Regions from separate parts of the Homo sapiens genome. Here region 1 is linked to region 2. A link is a contact called in ENCODE Hi-C or POLR2A ChIA-PET data. All regions are on one chromosome and are shown on one strand. Each heading gives the region's core, a stretch centred on a gene start or an enhancer-like site at or near the end of the contact. The rest is flanking DNA. Distances are from core to core; before and after follow the strand shown. Region 1 has its middle 15 kb from the start of LINC01451. Region 2 has its middle 17 kb from the start of NALT1.

Region 1 (3,257 bases), core at 503-3,002, 67 kb before region 2:
AATAAACTTGAGACGTTCACTGTCTCGCTGTCTGTGGGAGGTGAGATGGCGCCTCCTCTCCTTCCTGACACTTTCACTCTGTCGGTGTCTGTGGGAGGTGAGACGACGCCTCCTCTCCTTCCTGACACGTTCACTCTCTCGCTGTCTGTGGGAGGTGAGATGGCGCCTTCTCTCGTTCCTAAACGTTCACTCTCTCGGTGTCTGTGGGAGGTGAGACAGCGCCTCCTCTCCTTCCTGACACGTTCACTCTGTCGGTGTCTGTGGGAGGTGAGATGGTGCCTCCTCTCCTTCCTGACACGTTCACTCTCTCGCTGTCTGTGGGAGGTGAGATGGCGCCTCCTGTCCTTCCTGACACGTTCACTCTCTCGGTGTCTGTGGGAGGTGAGACGACGCCTCCTCTCCTTCCTGACACGTTCACTTTCTCGCTGTCTGTGGGAGGTGAGATGGCGCCTTCTCTCGTTCCTAAACGTTCACTCTCTCGGTGTCTGTGGGAGTTGAGACGACACCTCCTCTCCTTCCTGACACGTTCACTCTCTCGGTGTCTGTGGGAGGTGAGATGGCGCCTCCTCTCCTTCCTGACACGTTCACTCTCTCGGTGTCTGTGGGAGGTGAGACGGCGCCTCCTCTCCTTCCTGACACTTTCACTCTGTCGGCGTCTGTGGGAGGTGAGACGGCGCCTCCTCTCCTTCCTGACACTTTCACTCTGTCGGCGTCTGTGGGAGGTGAGACGACACCTCCTCTCCTTCCTGACACGTTCACTCTCTCGCTGTCTGTGGGAGGTGAGATGGCGCCTTCTCTCGTTCCTAAACGTTCACTCTCTCGGTGTCTGTGGGAGGTGAGACGGCGCCTCCTCTCCTTCCTGACACGTTCACTCTGTCGGTGTCTGTGGGAGGTGAGATGGTGCCTCCTCTCCTTCCTGACACGTTCACTCTCTTGCTGTCTGTGGGAGGTGAGATGGCGCCTCCTCTCCTTCCTGACACGTTCACTCTGTCAGTGTCTGTGGGAGGTGAGACAACACCTCCTCTCCTTCCTGACACTCACTCTGTCGGTGTCTGTGGGAGGTGAGATGGCGCCTCCTCTCCTTCCTGACACGTTCACTCTCTTGCTGTCTGTGGGAGGTGAGACGGCGCCTCCTCTCCTTCCTGACACGTTCACTCTGTCAGTGTCTGTGGGAGGTGAGACAACACCTCCTCTCCTTCCTGACACTCACTCTCTCGGTGTCTGTGGGAGGTGAGATGGCGCCTCCTCTCCTTTCTGACAGTGCTGATTTGTGGTTTCTTCTTTTTGTTTCCTTTGATTCGTCCAGCTGGAAATCTGTGGGTTCTGTGGATCTTTCCGAATCACTCACTCTTGCTTTCCTTGATTTTCTCTGTTGTTTGTCCACTTTTTACTTCATTTCTGTCCACTCGTGTTTTCATTATTTCTTCTACCTTGTTTGTGCTTAATTTTCTTCCTTTAGTCCTTGATGGGGTCTGGAGCTCTGTCCTAAGGGGTCCTGGGTTCCCTGGAGGGGCAGGTTCGTTGGGGAACCCAGGGCTCTGAGTCCTGGCCCAGACTGTGATGGGGACTGAGGGGTGGAGCAAACCGGGGGCTTGGCGGCTTCTGCCCTTACCCAGGCCTCGGTGCTCCCTGGCCCCGGGTGGCTGTGTGCCTCCTCGGCCCCAGACATCCATGGTGGCCCTCCTGGGGATCCGGCAGCTGAGTGGGCTGGACATGGAGTTGTCAGCAGCCACAGGAGGGCAGCACAGCCCCAGGAACAGTCGTATGTGTGATAGAGTGTGTGAGAGCATGTATGTGTGTATGTGTGGGAGCATGCTTGTGTGGTGTGTGTGTGAGCATGGGTGCGTGTGTGCGTGTGTGAGCATGCGTGTGTGTGTGCGAGCATGGGTGTGTGTGTATGTGTGCGTGTGTGTGAGCATGTATGTGTGTGCATGTATGTGTGTGTGTGAGAGAGCATGTGTGCGTGTGTATGCGTGTGACCATGCCTGCGTGCGTATGTGTGTCAGCATGTGTGCAAGCATGGGTGCATATGTGTGCATGTGTGATCATGCATGCAGGTGTGTGTGTGATCATTTGTGCATGTGTATGTGTGAGCACGTGCGTGTGTTAGCACGTGTGTGAGCATGCGGGAGTCTGTGAGCATGCGTGCGTGTGTGTGTAAGCATGTGTGTATGTATGTGTGCGAGCATGTGTGTGAGCATGCATGCGTGTGTATATGTGTGAGCATGCATGCGTGTATGTATGTGAGCATGTGTGCATGTGTGCGTGTGCGAGCATGCGGTAGTCTGTGTGAGCATGCGTGTGTGTGTGCAGGCATGTATGTATGTGTGTGAGTATGGGTGCGTGTGTATGTGTGCACGTGTGAGCATGCATGTACGTGTATATGTGTGTGAGCATGCATGCGTATGTGTGTGTGAGCACGTGTGCTTGTGCGTGAGCATGCGGGCATCAGTTTGTGAGCATGCGTGCATGTGTATTAGTGAGCGTGGATGGGTGTGTGCAAGCATGGGCATCTGTGTGAGCATGTGTGCGTGTGTATGTACGTGTGTCTGCCAGTGTGTGCATGCACATGGAAGCATGTGTGTGTGTGTAAACCAAGTTTCTTCAAGGCATGCGTCTAACAGGGCTTCTCTGTTCCTCCCCATCTAGGGCCCCTCCCCTTCTCAGCCCCCTCCTCATCTGAGCACCCCAGGGCATTGAGGGCTACAGCCCTCCCACACGCAGCCTCCACTTGGCCCGGTGGGTGGCGCCAGGTGTCTGGGGAATGGTCGCAGGCCAGCGTGGGTGGGAGGAGACGCTTTGCTGGAAGACGCTGGAGGCCGATTCACCCCAACCAGTCCCTCTCCAGTCTCTCCTCTGCTCGGGGGTCTTTGACTCCTTCCCCCACTCCCAGAGCCCCTGGCTCAGCTCCAGGAGCTGGTGGGCAGGGGGCACTGCCCAGCCTCTGCCTTGGACAGCTGAACTCAGAAGAGTTGTGTTTTCATTTCCCCTTGGTCATTTGTGAAGCCCTGGCAGGTGCAGGCTGGGAGTGGCTGTGGCCGGCAGGTGGGGGTGCAGGGGTGAGGCAGCGAGTGGTCCTACAGATATGCGGGCAGACATGGGCACAGCGGGACCCAGCCCAGCCTGGGAGGAGTGGGGAAGGGGAGACAGGAGTCTGGGGTCTAGGGGGTGAGAGCTGCTGAGGGGCAGCCTGGGGCTGGGCAGGACAGGCCCATGGGAGCCAGGTTGGGGGTCCAGTGTGAGATTCCCAGCACCAG
Region 2 (3,336 bases), core at 253-2,752:
CGCAGCAGCCGAGCGGGTGGGAAGGGTGAGCCACATAGATTGGAGAGGGACGGAGGTTCGGGGAATGTGGAGGGAGCATCTGCGGGACTCCCCAGGAGCCACTGACTCTTCCCTCCCCTTTGGGGCTGCGACCCCCACAGCCGGTGTCATTGCTGCATCCCAAAGGCCTGGGGCCTGGAAACCATTCCCAGGACAGCTGGAGCAGGCCCCAAGGGGACTCTCTGCCCATTAGGGAGGGGGTCTGCTGGCCCCAGTGGGAACTGGCTCCTCCCCTGCCACCTACTCACCCCGCCCACTCAGAAACTCAGAGACAGACCTTGGAATCCTGACCCCTGCGGCCTCATGGGGAAAGTCTCTGAGTTGGGGTGAAGATAGAGTCCCATAAATCATATTCATTTTGGTAAGAGGGTCCCCCATAGATCACCATGTGGCCAGGACCGGGGCGGAACCTGGCAGAACCCATACCACCTCTTCCCCTGCAGGACGGCCGGGGTGGCCATGGGGCACCTCCTCCCTCCCACACGCGCAGGTCTCGAATTCACAGCCCTGGTCTGCTTTGCCGGCTGAGAGTCCTTGGCGGCCGACACATCCACGTCTCTACCTCCCATCCCATAATGAGTGTTTCCCACGTTGTTAGAACTTTCCACAGGCATTGCTTTTAACAACTGCACATCATTCAATTAGACAGACGGGATGGTTTTCCCAGCCGGGCCTCCCCTGCATCTGGGCCGGCTCCAGCTTCTCCCGGTTATAAATAACGCGGGCGGGGGCGTCTCCCACGGAAGGTTTTCTGGCTTCGTGCTATTTCCTCGGGATAAACTCCCAGAAGGAGAATCACTAGGTCAAAAATGCGAGCATTTTATGCCTCTTAGGACACACGGTCGTCAGAAGGAATCTGGACTCCATCTGGAACAGAGCGAGGACCCCTCTACAGAGCCGGGACCTTCTCCGGAAAGGAGCTGGGCCTGCATGGCCGTGCACAGATGCCGGGAGTGCGGTGCTCTGTCCACCCAGGACTCCGCTTGCAGGGCCTCACGCTGCATGGCTGACCCAACCCAGGACTGCGCTTGCGGGGCCTCACACTGCCTGGCCCACCCAATTTCAAACAGTTCTCACGCTAGAAGATGCACAAAGCCAGCTTTACATTTTGGGGAATGATTCAGAAGGGCCAGGGACCTGCCGAGACACCTGGGGCTTCTTTGTGGGGCCCCATCAATGGGAGGCGGGGACCCTTGGGTCAGCCCAGACCCTGCTGGGCCTCAGTTTCTCATGCCCAGCTCCAGCCGGGAGCCTGGGCAGGTCCAGAATCACCGCACACGCAGAAGGGCCTCACTAGGACGGGGTGAGAGGTGAGGCTGGGAGCTGGGGCTTCCTCTTGGGAGTCCAGCGGGGCGACTGCCGCCCACGTGTGGGCTCCCTTGAAATTCACAGACACACCCAGCGCGGTTGCTGGCCGCAGTGCTGGCTCAATAAGGCCAGTGGAGTCAGACAGTGAGAAGTCACCATTTCCTGCTGATCTGAAACATCTTGTGAAACCCTCTGGCCCAGCCCTTTCCTTTCTCGTGGCAGCCTCTGGTCCCCTGTGGACTTTCCTGTTTACTGCACCCCAGAGGTGGGCCCTGACCTGGTTGAGCTGGGCTTAGCTGTCAGATTCCATTTTGGGCCTCGGCCCCCAGGTCCCGGCCTGCAGGCAGCTGGGCTGGTCGGGGCCGGCTCCTTCATGCAGCCAGCGCATTAGCTCCAGGCCTGGGGTGCTGCCCGCTGTGCCCCTTCCTGGAAGCCCTCCCTGCCTCTCCAGCGGGAGACAATGCAGCCTCTGGGGCAAGGCAGGAGGCTGCGGGCAGGCTCCAGGGACCTCCTGCCAGGCGTGGCTGCAGGGCGCCCCTCCCAGGTGAGGCTGGCAGCTGCCTCCTGGTCAGGTTCACACCCACCCTCAGCGTGCAACAACCCCCCTCCTCAGCCCCTTCTGCTGTGACCTGGGCTGCTCCTCCCTGCGGTCACTATAGGAGTCCCACGGCCCTGTCCCCAATCCTGCCCTTCTGCCTAGTCCTGGGCCCCTCCCCTTGAGCACTTCCCAAGCTCTGAGCCACAAGCCCGTGGGCCTCTGGAAATCCCAGGGCCTGGGGTATGACGGGGCCAGGGAGGGGGAGATTTGTCCCGGGGCAGCTGCTTTGGGCAGTTCGCTCTCGCATGGAGGGCATGGTCCAGGCCCTGTCGGGTGGGCAGGTGGCCCCACAGCTTTCTGGGCAGGGGTCTTGCCTGCTGGCCTCATGCTGAGCGCACCTGATCAGCCACCCGCTGCGTGTCTCACCATAGCCCCACTGTACAGGTGAGAACATGGAGCTGACTGAGGGAACAGTGTGGACGCAGCAGAGTCGCCTGAGAACCCAGCTCCATGGCCCCCACGCCAGCCACCAAACCCCTCTGTGACCTGAGAAACAGAAACCAGACTCAGCCCGGCAGGTGTCAGACCCTGGTCTGGTTGGTCCGCAGCGGCTCCTGGCTCAGCGCAGGGACTGCCAGGGTCCAGGGGCCCTCAGGGGACTTGTTGAAGCCCAGCTCCTGCCAGGGAGGACAAGAACTCTCTTCTTCCAGGAGTAAACAGAAACGAGGGCCTGGCCCTGGGGTCCTAGGTGCCTCTGACCCCACCAGGAACCTCTGAGTCTCCCGAAGCACCTGCTGGCAGGGTGGGTGCAGCTCAGCATGTGGGAGGACATCGGGTCGCCATTTCCCGATAGAGCCAACAGCCTCTCCTCAATGTGCTGTGCGGCCAGCCTGCCCCAGCTGGCTCTGGACTGAGGAGGTGGGCGCAGGGACTACAGAAGGGTCCATGCTGGTGGGGGGCCCACTGCTGGGCCTAGGCAGGAGAAGGCTCCAGGCCAGAGGCCGCTAGCAGGGCAGACCCCAGCCTAGCCACGCGGGCTGGGAGGAAAGGGGAGGATGCGGCGTCTGCTGTGACAGGCTTTGGGTCAAGGGTCTGCTCTGAGCCCCGAGCTCACCGCCACAGGGGCTTTCCCAGGCTGGCTTGGCAGCGGGCGGGGGCTCAGGGGAGCTCAGGAAGCGGGTGGTTCCCACAGCAGCGGCTCAGGCAGGCGGCCCACACACCCAGCCAGCGGGCTCCCGTGGGAAGGAGACCTGGAGGCCGGGGCTCTCCTCCCGTCTGCTCTAACCTCCTGGACAACCTTCAATGCTGTCCTTCCCTCTCAGGCCTCAGTTTCCCAGTGATCTTGAGGGGTGGTCGCTGGAGGTCAAAAGGGGAAGATGACTGTTCAGTTGCCTTGTAAGCAGTGAACGCTTGCAGAATCACAGCAGCTCCTGGCGTGGCTGGATCCAGGG

The links. Hi-C counts contacts between places; a loop is a spot of excess contacts on that map. ChIA-PET counts read pairs that join two places held with the same protein, here RNA polymerase II (POLR2A). Pooled maps may share reads with other maps.
Region 1: a map of heart right ventricle shows a loop between it and region 2 (2.1-fold over the local background). The contact joins two enhancer-like sites. A Hi-C loop is called at or near these places in 8 of 168 maps with a recorded cell type or tissue (PC-9, endothelial cell of hepatic sinusoid, head of caudate nucleus and 5 more), 4 of 37 single-sample maps with no recorded cell type and 9 of 50 pooled maps. POLR2A ChIA-PET finds 5 or more read pairs at or near these places in 9 of 52 experiments (BJ, H1, HEK293T and 5 more).

The regions. Positions count from the first base shown.
Region 1 is chr9:136,630,071-136,633,327 of GRCh38, reverse strand. No RefSeq gene overlaps it. Among named protein-coding and RNA genes, the nearest start is that of LINC01451, 15 kb to the right of the region's middle. RefSeq lists enhancers at 1,498-2,029, 2,030-2,561, 2,744-2,863, 3,094-3,257. Within about 2 kb of position 1,752, at least 4 of the 41 ENCODE cell types and tissues checked have a DNase peak (open chromatin) inside an H3K27ac peak, as active enhancers do.
Region 2 is chr9:136,562,962-136,566,297 of GRCh38, reverse strand. No RefSeq gene overlaps it. Among named protein-coding and RNA genes, the nearest start is that of NALT1, 17 kb to the right of the region's middle. RefSeq lists enhancers at 962-1,823, 1,824-2,684. Within about 2 kb of position 1,502, at least 23 of the 41 ENCODE cell types and tissues checked have a DNase peak (open chromatin) inside an H3K27ac peak, as active enhancers do.